Regions from separate parts of the Homo sapiens genome. Here region 2 is linked to region 1. Evidence: chromatin loops called from intact Hi-C (ENCODE). Cell type or tissue: gastrocnemius medialis. All regions are shown on one strand. Links, peaks and the distances in the headings refer to the core of each region. The heading gives the core; the rest is flanking DNA.

Region 1 (6,076 bases), core at 779-5,778:
ACAACCAGAAAGTTATTTACAAAGGTATTTGCTTCATGTCAAGGGTACTGATTTCAAAATCTTATTTCACGGCGTGCACGTGCACACTTACGGACACGCCACATCCATGCAGTGTGGAGGCGACATCCTCACACACGCACGTGTACACTCACAGATGCACGCGTATGATCCCATCAGTTGCATCCCCCACGCCCGGAGCAGTGCCGGATCCCAGTGGATGCCCTGACAGATGAGCGCCTGAGAAATGCCAAAGCTGCTCGCCAGGTGCAGGCGCAGCACATTGAGAAGGTTCATCCTTTCGGGAAGTGGCGTGGGAGTTCCCGCAGACACTCAAGTGCAGAAGAGGAAGGTTTCCTGCTGGAGGCCGGGCAGCTCCAGAACCATCCACCGTGGCCCGGGCCCCCCACCCCCGTGGGACTCTGCCAGCGATCACGACCGGAGTCTTGGTGCTGGGGATGCCTCCGGGACTTGGACAACCTCCAGCCTGGGACACACCTTGTATGAGCCCATTCTCACGCTGCTATCAAGAAAACCCAAGACTGGGTAATTTATAAAGAAAGAGGTTTAATTGACTCGCAGTTCTGCATGGCTGGGGAGGCCTCAGGAAACTTACAATCATGGCGGAAGACACCTCTTCACAGGGTGGCAGGACAGAGAATGTGTGCTGAACGGAGGGAGAAGGCCCCACGGGGATACTCACTCGTTATCACGGGAACAGCATGGGGGACCCGACCGCATGATCCAGTCACCTCCACCTGGTCCCGAGATTGACACGTGGGGATTATGGGGATTACAATTCAACCTGAGATTTGGGTGGGGACCCAGAGCCAAACCATATCACACCTGGAACAGGGGCGAGGAACTGAAAGGGGGTCTCTGGAGGACCAGCAGATGGAGGATGCAGAGAGGTGGAGGAGATGGGGGACCAGAAAGGATGGAGGACGGGGAGGGGTGCAGGAGACGGGCCTCCTGCAGGCTGAGCTGGGGAAGAGGCCAGGGCCCGGAAAAGGACAAGAGAGACAGAGATGAGCAGCACGTGGGGTGAAGGGGTGGAGGGGCCCAGGCCCAGGGGAGAGACAGAGAAAGGACAGAGAGATACGGAGAACAGAGACAGAAAACAGAGAGAGACAGAGAACAGAGAGAGACAGAGAACAGAGAGAGACAGAAAGAGATAGAGAGAAACAAGAGTAATGAGAGATAGAGGCAGAGATGAGAGAGACACAGAGAGACAGAAATAGAGAGAGACAAAAGATAAAGAGATAGAGACGGAGAGACAAAGAAGAGACAGAGAGAGACCAGGAGGAGAAGAGAGATTGGCAGAGGAGACTCAGGGGCTGGCAGGTGAACCTGGGAGGGGCGGCTCTGGTGAAGAAGGGAGTGAGGAGGTCTGAAGCCGGTTGCCCCGTGAATCTGAATTTCGCGAGTGTCCCGGGAGCCCCTCCGTGGCCGCCTCTGTCCCCCGGAGGCGCCCCCCAGGCCCTGGGGTCCCTCCCCGCGGTGGCTCCGGGGACAGGACCGCGCCCTCCACGGAGCCGCCATATGGCCGCGGGGACTTCCAGGGGGCAGCGGCCCCGCGGGGACTCGGGTGGGACTTCGGGGCCTCCCACCCTCCCTCTTTTTAACGTTTGTCAGATAAGATGACGCGGAATGAAAAGCGCGCTTGGAACGGAGCGGCCGTGGCCGGTGGGCTGGGAAGACCCCCGCGAGGGGAAGAAGCGAGCGCGCCCCCCGCCCCCGCCTCGGGCCCCCGGGAAGGCGGCGCAGCCACTGGGGAGTCTCAGTGCCAGGCGGCTCCGTGTCGCGTCTCTGCCCCGCGTTTCTGAGGCTCCAAGCTGCCGGGGGAGCTGGGGGTGGCTTCCGAACACGCCGAGCGGAGCCTCGCGGCCTCCGAGGGACCCCGTGCGAGGCGCCATTCCCAGCCGGGGACAAGGGGCTGTGCGGGGCTGGGGGCTCCGAGGCCGCGCGCTCCCGGGAGTGCCAGGCGGTGGTGGGGCCGCGGCTCCGGGGGATCGGGCTAGGGAGGGACGGGGACCCCCGGGCGGCGGCGACACCTCTTCCTGGAGAAGCGGGAGCGCGAGGCGGGGGCCGGACAGGTCTCACCTTCTCCATCCCGCTGTCCGCGCGTCTCATCCGCACCTGGAGGGCGCGTCTCCCACCGCGGGCGGGGCGGGCTGGACGCGGGGCCTGGGAGGGGGGAAGACGCAGGATCAGCGGCAGCGCGAACCCACAGCCCTGCAGGGTCCCCGCGCCTGGGCACGGACGCGTTTCGCACAGGAGGAGGCTCTAGCGTAAGCGCCGGGAGCGCTCGGAGCCCGGGCCATCTCGAGACACCTGAGGGCCTGGGGTGAGCCCAGCGCCCCACGACCCCTACCTTGTCCCCATCCCCCCGCCCCCCGCCCTCCACGCCCCGCCCCCCCGCCCTCCACGCCCCGCCCCCACGCCCCGCCCCCGCCCCCACGCCCCGCCCCCGCCCTCCACGCCCCGCCCCCCGCCCTCCACGCCCCGCCCCCCCGCCCTCCACGCCCCGCCCCCCCGCCCGCCCCGCCCCGCCCCGCCCTCGCCGGGCGCCCGCGTGGCGGGAACTCAGGAACGCGCCGCCGTCCCGCTGCTTCTCAGGGCTGAGCCAGGGACGCTTTGTCTTCGCGTCTGAATGACGGATTGACGGCCGTTTGCAGCGGCTCTGAAGCGAGTGCGGACGGTCTTAGGACGGTTTCCCTGACGGATGCGCTTCCGGGGGAGAAGTGAGGGGGGCACGGGGCGGTACTGGGGGCCCAGGGCCAAAGACGGGGAAGCAAGCGGCCTCTGGGGAGTGGTGGGCGGTGAGCAGCGGGGCGGGGGGGTGCACGCCGGTGGGAGAGGGCAGGGGAGGTGGGAGGAGGGAGGAGGGTGGGAGAGAGGGCGGGGGAGGGGGGAGGACGGCGGGGGAGGACCCCGGGATGGGAGCCGACACCCACAAGCCCCAGGTCCCTGGCCCAGCCTCACCCCAGGCGTCCATTCGTCCACAGCCAGGAGAGACACACAACATCGCCTGGGGCCACCTGCCCGAAGGTGCCCGGGAACACCCACGAAAACACAGAAACCTGGGCTTCGTTATGCAGGAGTTTTGTTCCTGAAGATGGCATTGCTTGCGACCTCCCTCCCCACCCCACTCCTTTCTCCGGGAACATGAACGTCTCTGGATTTCTCAATCTCTGAATTTGCCAACACCACGAAAATTCACACCCGATGCTTTGCAAGAGCTGCTATTTATAGGAGCGCTGGGTTTCAGTGGCTTCTCTCCAGAGTTGCAAAGTCACTCTCTAATGCAGCTGTTTCATCAGGCACCGCCCCGTGTCCTGGGCATCTGGTCTTTTTACATTCCTTTGGGTGCACCCATAATATTCTACTGGGGGCCGGAAGAGAGAATTTTGGGCTCCAATTTAGCTTCATCATGCAGAATCGACCTTCCTTTTACAAACTCATCCAGCCATCCACTCACTGTTTGTGTGAACTCAGCAAGTTACTGAACCCCCCAGGCTCAGTTTCCCCATTTGTAAGATGGGGCCGAGCAGCCCTTATGACGAGTCCGGGGAATTGTGAAGTCCCCGGTGCATGAATGTCACCGCGAATGTTGGCTGTATGATCACCAGTCACTCAGCAGCACTTGTGTGCACCTGCATGGGGGCCCCGGGCCCACCAGACTCGGAGGTGACCAATCTCAGTGCTGGTGAGAAGGGCTATGACAGGGGCCCTCCAGGGCACTGGCCCTGAGCCCACATCCCAGGCAGCAGTTAAAGCTGCCAAGGAGAGTGAAAAAAGCCACCCAGGAGCAACCCAGGGCTGGGTCTTGATGGGATGAATAGGAGTTTTCCAGGTAGAAGGTGGGGGAGAGGGACTCGTATGCAGTGGAGTCAGGAGTCATTCTCAGGGACAGGTGGAGTGCAGTGGTCTCTAGGAAGAGACAGGTGCCTCATACCACATAGAACAATTAGTTTAAAGTGGGTTAAAGACCTAGATGTAGAAATTCAAACTATAAATCACTGAGAAGACATGGGGTGAATCTTTTTGAGCTTGGTTTACTTAGATATGACCCAAAAAGCACAGAAACAAAAGAAAAAGATAGATAAACTGAATTCCTCAAAATCAACAAATTTTGTGCTTCAAAGGACACCATCAAGAAAACCAAAAAACAATCTGCAAAATGGGAGAACATATTTGCAAATCACTTGTCTATAAGAGACTTGTATCTGGCATATATAAAGGGGGTTATATTACACAAAGAACAATTGCAACTTGACAACGAAAAGACAAGCAGCTCAATTAAAAAATGGCAAAGGGGCCAGGCGCAGCGGCTCACGCCTGCAATCCCAGCACTTTGGGAGGCTGAGGCGGGCGAATCATGAGGTCAGGAGATCGAGACCATCCTGGCTAACACGGTGAAACCCTGTCTCTACTAAAAATACAAAAAAAATTAGCCACACATGGTGGCGGGCGCCTGTAGTCCCAGCTATTTGGGAGGCTGAGGCAGGAGAATGGCGTGAACCCGGGAGGCGGAGCTTGCAGTGAGCTGAGATCGCACCACTGCACTCCAGCCTGGGTGACAGTGTGAGACTCTGTCAAAAAAAAAGCAAAGGATATGAGTAGACATTTCTCCAAGCTGATGCACAAATGACTGATCAACACAAAAACATGCTCCACATAAGTAGCCCTCAGGGAAATGCACCCACTAGGGTGGCTACAATCTCTATTAATAATTTTGTTTAACTGGAAAACAGCAAGTGTTGGTGGGGATGTGGAGAAATTGGAAACTTCATTCATCGCTGGAGGGAATGTAACATGGTGCGGACACCGTGGAAAACAGTCGGGCAGTTGTTCCAAACGTTACACAGAGTTGTCACATGACCCAGCAATTCTGCTCCCACATATATGCCCAAGAGAACTGAAAGTGTGTCCACATTAAAAACCTGTCCACAAATGTTCATAGCAGCATTATTAATAATACCCCGATGTGAAATTAACCTACATGTCCATCAACTGATGAAACATGGGCTGCATCCATCCAACGGAATATTATCCGGCCATAAAAAGGAATGACATCGAGTTGAAGGCAGGGTCTTGAGGAGATATTTGCACACCCATGTTGCATGTTCATTGCAGCATCATTCATGAGAACTGAGAGGTGGAGGAACCCTGTGCGCTGAAATTGGGGCTGGCCGAGCCAGGTAGGAGGTGGACAGGCTCCCTGGCGGCTCTCCAGGGACGTCCTTCAGGGACAGCTTCGAGGACGTCCCATGAGCAGTGCCCATGTGGTCAAGGGCTTCAGTACCCGGCAGCAGCTCTCAGCCACCTTGACCATGAGCAAGGAGAGGACATATCTGGTGCCTCAAAAGAACATCTTTGCCTAAAGCTCATCTGGGAGAGAGAGCAAGCAGACTGCAAATTTCTGAAACTGCTTGAACCAAGTGCATGAATTTGGTGCATCCTGAAGTCCCTCTGCCCAGAGAGGGCTGCTAGTCTGTGCATGGCAGGATGGACCGCTGCTCTGAGTCACCTTTGCTGAGCAGCCAAGGCTGGGCTTCCCTTGGAATTGCTTCCGGAATGAGATATTCAGGGCCAGTCCTTGGCTGTAGTTTCTAGACTTCTCCTCGACAGGGCAGCTCCTTGGTGCAGCTCCTGCTGCACTGCTGGCCCCGGTCTGGCTCTCTTGGTGGCTGTGGCCACCCGTGCCATTGCATGGTCCTAACAGTCTCTGTGTATATTCAGCTTGCTTCCTGCTGTGGGGCCCCACTCCTACTGCAGAACTCAGCCCCTGGTTCAATGCTGACCTTTGTACCCCAGTCCCTTAACTACGCAGGCATCTTCCTGTGTGTGTGGTGTTTTGTAGGTATACATCTCTCTTTCAGCAGCTAGCTGAAGTATGATTTGCATACAACAAGCCGCATTTATCTAAAGTGTTATCAGTTGATATGTTTTGCCTTTTGCAAATGACACCAAAAGCATCACCACAATCGAGATAATAAACAGACCCCCCCAAGCCTCCAGTGCCGCTTACCTTCCTCCCGCCCTCTCCCTCCACTCTCTCTCTGCAGCCCACTGA
Region 2 (6,076 bases), core at 575-5,574, 200 kb before region 1:
GAGGTATAATTTACATACCATAAAGTTAACTTAAGTTTGCAATTAAATAATTTTTGGTAAAATTACAGGGCTGAGTAACCATCACCACAGTTTAATTTGAGAACTTTGCTATCATGCCCCAGAGAAGCCTCATGTCCACTGGCACTGCTCCCCATCCCCACCTCCAGCCTCGAGGCGGCCACCAGTCTCCCGCCATCTGTGTGGGTGAGCTGAATCATGCAAATGGAATCCCAGTACACGGGCTGTGTGCCTGTCCTATGCGGCGCAGTGTTGCGAACGTCCATCCATGGCGTTGCGTGTGTCTGCAGCTCCGTCCTCTTCATCACCAAGTGCAATTCCGTCCTGGGGAGATGTGCATCTGCCACTCTCCTTCCACCACTGATCCGCGGTTTGTGACTGTGACTTTTAGGACAGTGAGCTGGGCCTGTTCCTCAGCCGGGGGCCCCAGATTCCTGAGTTCATGGGCTGCCGTGTACCAGGCTCTGTGCTGGGGCGGAGGTCCAGAGATGGAGACACAGCCATTCCCGCTTTCCTAGAGCTGTCAGGCTGGTAGAGAAGGGCCCCAGGCAGCAGGAGAATTGAGGAGTGGGTGAGTGCGGCCAAAAGCAGGGGGCTCGGTTAGAGCAGGTATGAAGGGCTTTTCCAAGAGGGAAGGAGGAAGGAGGTGGCCCAGGAAGAAGCAGCAGCACATGCGGAGGTGTGAGCAGAGAAGCCGGCTGGCCCAGGTCTGCTGTATCTCCAGCGGGCAGCCCTGGAAGGTCTGGTTTCAGGAATAGCCTCTTTCCATCAGGGCTCCACCAGGGCACTCTTAGGCCTGGGTTTCAGAGGTGTTTGCCTAGGGTGGTGTTGCATTCAGAGTCCTCTTCTTTAAAAAAAAGTTTTCCATCATCCCTCCCGTTTCCAAATTAACCTTAAAAAGAGCAGTGGTCGGCCAGGTGCAGTGGCTCACGCCTGTAGTCTCAGCAGTTTGGGAGGCCGAGGCGGGCGGATCACGAGGTCAGGAGGTTGAGACCATCCTGGCTAACACGGTGAAACCCCGTCTCTACTAAAAATACAAAAAATTAGCCGGTCGTGGTGGCGTGTGCCTGTAATCCCAGCTGCTCGGAAGGCTGAGGCAGGAAAGTCACTTGAACCCGGGACGTGGAGGTTGCAGTAAGTGGGGATGGCGCCACTGCACTCCAGTCTGGGTGACAGAGTGAGGCTCCATCTCAAAAAAAAAAAAAAGCAGTGGTCGTGGATACATGGAGCCCTTTTTAGAATGAGCCTCCCCGTAAACCCCTAGCGACACCCCTCCCATTTCTCCTGCTCGGACTGACTACTAGGAACCCTTGCACAAGTGTCCTTGAAGCTGGGGGTGAGCCCACCAGGGGAGCTGCAGACGGCCTCCCCTGGTCGGGGGCTGGTAGACAGCAGGGCTGCGTTTCTCATCACGAGTGTATCTGAGACAGCGCAGCCCCCACCTTTGCCACCACCAAGTGCCACCCTTGTGTCCTGGCTCATGAGGGCCTCTTCCCAGCCCTGGGAAAGCCAGCCACCCTAGGGGTCTGCCTGCCAAGTGCTGCTGTCAGATCGAGCAGGGGCTTGGTGTACCACCAGACCCCCTCTCCAGAGGAAGCTGTGGTCTCTGCTGCGGTCATCCGGTACGGGAGGAGGGGTGTTGAGGCCACTGTGAGGGAGGACCCCTGTGCCATGCCCCTGTCACCCCAGTGTTTCTCCTTTGTCCACACAGCGGTCTGGGTTAGAAACACCAGGGCCCACTGCAACTTTTGTTAGGGCCACTTAGTGCTGGTTGGGAGCCACAGGGCCGTGGCCTTTGTTTCTCCGTGGTGATTACTGCTTGTGCAGCCTCCTGCCAGTGCTAGACCTGTCTGGAAGGGAAGGGCGTGTGCTGTTCCCGTCTGTCTTTGGCCAGAAGAGCCTCCCATTCTTTGCCTTCACCATGTTTGTTTTTTTCTGCACAGGATTTCTCCTGGCTGGGGCACACCCATTGGTGTTCAGTGGAAGTAGAAACAATTGGAACAAACAAAATGTGGAAGCTTAAAGAGAAAAGAAGGAGATGGTGGGCAGGGCTTCCAGGCCACGTGTGATCTGTGGCACTGCTTGGCCTGTGGACTGTGGCCACAGTCGCGTTGCTGTCCCTGGCTCCCTTCTCTTTGAAGGTCTCCTTTGCCAGCGCACACGGCTCCCTGGGCTGGAATGTCTGTTCATTCATCCCTGCAGTTGTTTGCGGATGTCCCGGGGCTAACGTGAGTTAGTTAATGTGAGTGAGTTAAGTGCCGCAGCTCCTGTTTTTCGCCCTGCGTGGTGGTGATTTTGGTCTGTGTCATCGAGCATTTCGCTGTGGTGGGCGGGGAGGCAAAGAGCTCCCACAAAGGTATGCAGCTTTTCCCTGCAGAAAGCAGGCAAGCTGGAGGGTTGGAAAGCATGGAGGCACCATGCTGTTTCCCTTTTGCCCGTGACCTTTGCGGGTTGGGAGACTTTTCTTCCAAGCACCCTTTCAGCAGCGCCTTTTCCCCTCCAGACATGGTGGCTGTGCAGGCTGTGGGCTGGCAGACCCTATCCCCACAGCAATGCAATCTCAGGAGCCCAGGTGGGGCTGTTGTCTCGGGGTTTGGCCTGCACCGTCTACGGAAGCTCCTAACTCCTGCTTTGCTGGGACTTGTCCTCAGCCCATGGAAAGGCCTGATGGTGCCAGGTGGCCCTGAGGAGCCAGATGCCTGAGCCTGGGGCCAGGCCTGGGCGTGAGCCCAGGAGCATAAAATTAGCTCCGGCGTGGGTTGAAAGCTGCTGGCGTGAGCATGGCTTGTCTGTGTTGAGTTTGTCTTGCACAGCCCTGGCCTCTCCCCACAGCCTGCGGCCAGCCCTCTACATGGGCGGCCGCTCTGGGTTCCTCCTCCCGGCACATCTGCCCTTCTGCTGCGTGCCCTGTTCTTTGTGCCACATGTGACAGGACCATTTGTCATAGCAGTGGTGTCATGAAATACAAGAGTGTGGGCCTGAGAATCTGGGTTGAGTCAGGTTCCTGTTGGAGGCCTGCATGCGCGCAGCCTGCTCTGAGTGCTCCGGACACGCGTGAACAGAGGCAACAGGAGCCACCCCTGGGCAGCTTCCCCACTGCCGAGGGGGACGGGAGTAAGGAGGTGTGGGATGGGGTGCCTGGAGGGGGTGCGTGGGAGAGCTGTTTGAATAGGAGCTCTAGAAGGCCTCTTTGAGAAGGTGCTGTTGAGCTGAGACCTGCGGAGGTGAGGGAGGGGACTCGCCATGCAGGCCTATGGAGGGAGCCCTGGCTCCCTGGTGCTTTGTCTCAGAAGGGCTGCCTTTGCCTCCTCCCCCTCATGGTTCCAGGGACACGTGGGTTTTTATTTAATATTTTTCAGTCGATTGTCGTCTTTAATAATATTTTGATGAATGGGCTGTGTCAAATTTAGCCAGCAGGAGCGCATGTGACTCAGCTCCCGTATCAGTTGAATAGACGAAGGGGCAGGGAGGGAAGCCTCTGTGAGCAGGAACTGGTGAGCCTGGCTGTGTATCACCTGGATAACCTCTGAGCTGAAGAGCTGTGCCAGCAAAGCCCTTGAGCTCATGTGGGCATGGGGGACAGTCTGAGGACAGGAGGAACAGCAAGGAGACCTCAGGCTGCGCTCAGGAGGCTTCGGTGGCAGGTCAGATTGCTCTTACAATTTGGCAACCATCTTATGAATATTGTGGGTTAAAAGAAATAATCAGTGTCACCGGTAGCCAAGTTTTTAATGTTAAAAAAGATGACAATATAGAATAAAATGAACCCCTGCAGGGTTCCGTGGGGAGTATTACCATGAGAGCATCATTCTGTGCGTAGGCTGTGCTCCCTGCCAGCGGTGGGCTTCCCAGCAGGCGGCCTTGGCTCTGCGTGTGACATGCTCAGCCTGCAGCACCGTGTGCCCTCCTGAGCAGCTCTGCTCTGGTGGATGCTCTCAGCAGAAAACACACAACTTCGTGGTCCCCTCTTCTGCCCCTGGGTGGGCCAGGGTGCGGGTGTGCATCCCATGCCCAGGACTGCCAGGCAGGCCGCATGGTCAGCCACCAGGGTCAGGTGTCAGGCGCTGCTCCAGACGCGTGCGTCTCTGATCTTGGGCATGGCTCAGCAGCCTCCGGCTTGGCCGTGGGTGGTTCCTGCTCACCTGTTTCTGAGTGACCAACCCTGAAACTTCTGGGCCTAACATGAGGCCTCATCACCTTTCCCGCATCTGTGGGCTGGTGGGTGGGGCTCTGGCCCCACAGGTTATTCCTGCACTGCCACCCGTGGTGGCTGGGCTGGCAGCCCTCAGGGGCCTTGCTGTCATGGGTGTCTGCTGGGGTGCCACAGTTTCCCCCACATGGATCTCTCCAGGCAGAGTTTTATATCCTCACCCTAGAGCAGAGTTTTTGGACTTCTTGCTCTCAGGACCCCTTAAAGTCCTTGTTGAGGCTGGGCATGGTGGCTTCTGCCTGTAATCCCAGCACTTTGGGAGGCCAAGGTGGGAGGATCACTTGAGACTGGGAGTTCAGGACCAGCCTGAGCAACATAGGGAAACCCCATCTGTACAAAAAAGTAAAAAGAATTAGCCAGATGTGATGGTGTATGCCTCTAGTTCCAGTTGTTTGGGAGGCTGAGGCGGGAGGATTGCTTGAACCCAAGAGGCTGAGGCTGCGGTGAGCTCTGCACCGCTGCACTCCAGTCTCAGTGATAGTGAGACCCTGCCTCTAAAATTAAAAAAAAAGTCCTTATTGAGTTTACATGATGGAGCTATGAATATTCATCTTTCAGAAATTAAAATTGAGAATGTAAAACAACTTTAATTCATTTAGAAATAATTAAAAACCCAGTATATCTTAACATAAGTAATATTTTTAAAATTAAAAAAAAAACCTATTATCTTCTAGAGTCAAATAAATAGAGTGGCTTTACTTTTTGCAAATCTCGAGAGCTGGATCTGTCAGGTTCTGTGTTTATCCTGCTGTAATTTTACAGGCCAGGTGGCTTCCACAAGGCTTTGGCACATGGCACCTTTGTGGTACTGTAAAGACAGTGCTAACCTCATGGTCCCAGACCACACTTTGGGCTCTAGGACTCCCCACGTGGCCTCTCTTTGCCTCTGCCGGGACGGCCTTCATCCCAGGAGAGCCATCATGAAAATGGCTGGAAGACAATACATCCTTTCAGCCACCTTCTGTTGGTCAGGGAGTCACGGAGCCACCTGGATCTGGGGGTGGGAGTGGTTAAGAGTGGACAGCCTGCCTCTGGATGGAGGAGGGCTCTAGGAGGCCCTGGTCCTCCTGCCTCCTTCAGGAGGCCCTGGCTGGTCACCTCAGAGACCAAGGCCTTTTCTCTCTCCCTCTAACTTCTGGGCAGGGCTCGGCCCTCCTCACGGGCTACCTTCCTCTTCCTGCCATTTAGTTTTCCTCCCAGGGCGTGCAGCCCGGCACTACTGTGGGCCATGGGGTTGTGCAGGTGGGGCAGGTGCTGTCTCCGGGTACCACCGAGGGCTGCCGAGGCAGAGCCAACACTGGACAGCCCGCGTTTCCATTGCTGAGCTTTCATGGTGCCCGCTCAGGTGAGCGTCGGCCTGTGCAGGCCATGGCCCAACGTGTTCTGTGGCTTCACCCAAGCTTTCAGCTTGATTCAGTCCAGTGTCACTGTGACAGGGCTTCAGTGTGGCCCGGGAGACGCCTCTAGGGAGAGGCTGCTCAGGCAGCCCCTCGTTTAGGAAGAGTTCCTGAGCCCTAGTCGCCGGTCTGAGGGGGTGTCGGTACTCAGTGCTGGCCTGGACTGTCTTGGGAGGTATGGGGAGCACACCCCGGAACCCACCGAGCCACACTGCCTGGGACTTACCAAGCAGCAAGCTGGCCCTAGCAAAAATGGCAGAAATCGTATAAAACAGGCTACGAGCAGATAAGCTGCTCCTGTGTGGCTGTGTCCGCGGTGTTTTCAGAAGCCGCTGTTTGTGGGCTTTTGTCCTTTCTCGTGTTTGGTCAGGCTTCTCTGTGGAGGCACTGCACGCCCCTTCACCAGACGTCTCTCTGCACTGGCAGTGGTCTTACCAGCCCTGGGTGGGTT

Evidence for each region. Hi-C counts contacts between places; a loop is a spot of excess contacts. Peaks named below come from ENCODE experiments on the same cell type or tissue, not always from the same donor. Only the 100,000 strongest peaks of a DNase experiment are listed, where the experiment ranks them.
Region 2: it touches region 1 in a loop (1.9-fold over the local background); 1 of 110 quality-filtered maps calls a loop at or near these places.

Annotation. Positions count from the first base shown.
Region 1 is chr11:1,333,170-1,339,245 of GRCh38, reverse strand. LOC124902606 (a long non-coding RNA gene) reads left to right here and starts at 2,549. Exons shown (of 2, transcript XR_007062545.1): 1 at 2,549-2,741; 2 at 3,006-6,013. In gastrocnemius medialis, for the core only: no CTCF peak of the experiment used is centred there; DNase peaks (open chromatin) are centred at 2,115, 2,665, 3,265, 3,605 and 1 weaker place; H3K4me3 peaks cover 2,342 bases; H3K27ac peaks cover 2,276 bases; H3K27me3 peaks cover 238 bases.
Region 2 is chr11:1,529,019-1,535,094 of GRCh38, reverse strand. No RefSeq gene overlaps it. Among named protein-coding and RNA genes, the nearest start is that of DUSP8, 40 kb to the left of the region's middle. RefSeq lists an enhancer at 2,575-3,075. In gastrocnemius medialis, for the core only: a CTCF peak has its summit at 3,451; DNase peaks (open chromatin) are centred at 2,894, 3,504 and 4,103; H3K4me3 peaks cover 835 bases; H3K27ac peaks cover 4,707 bases.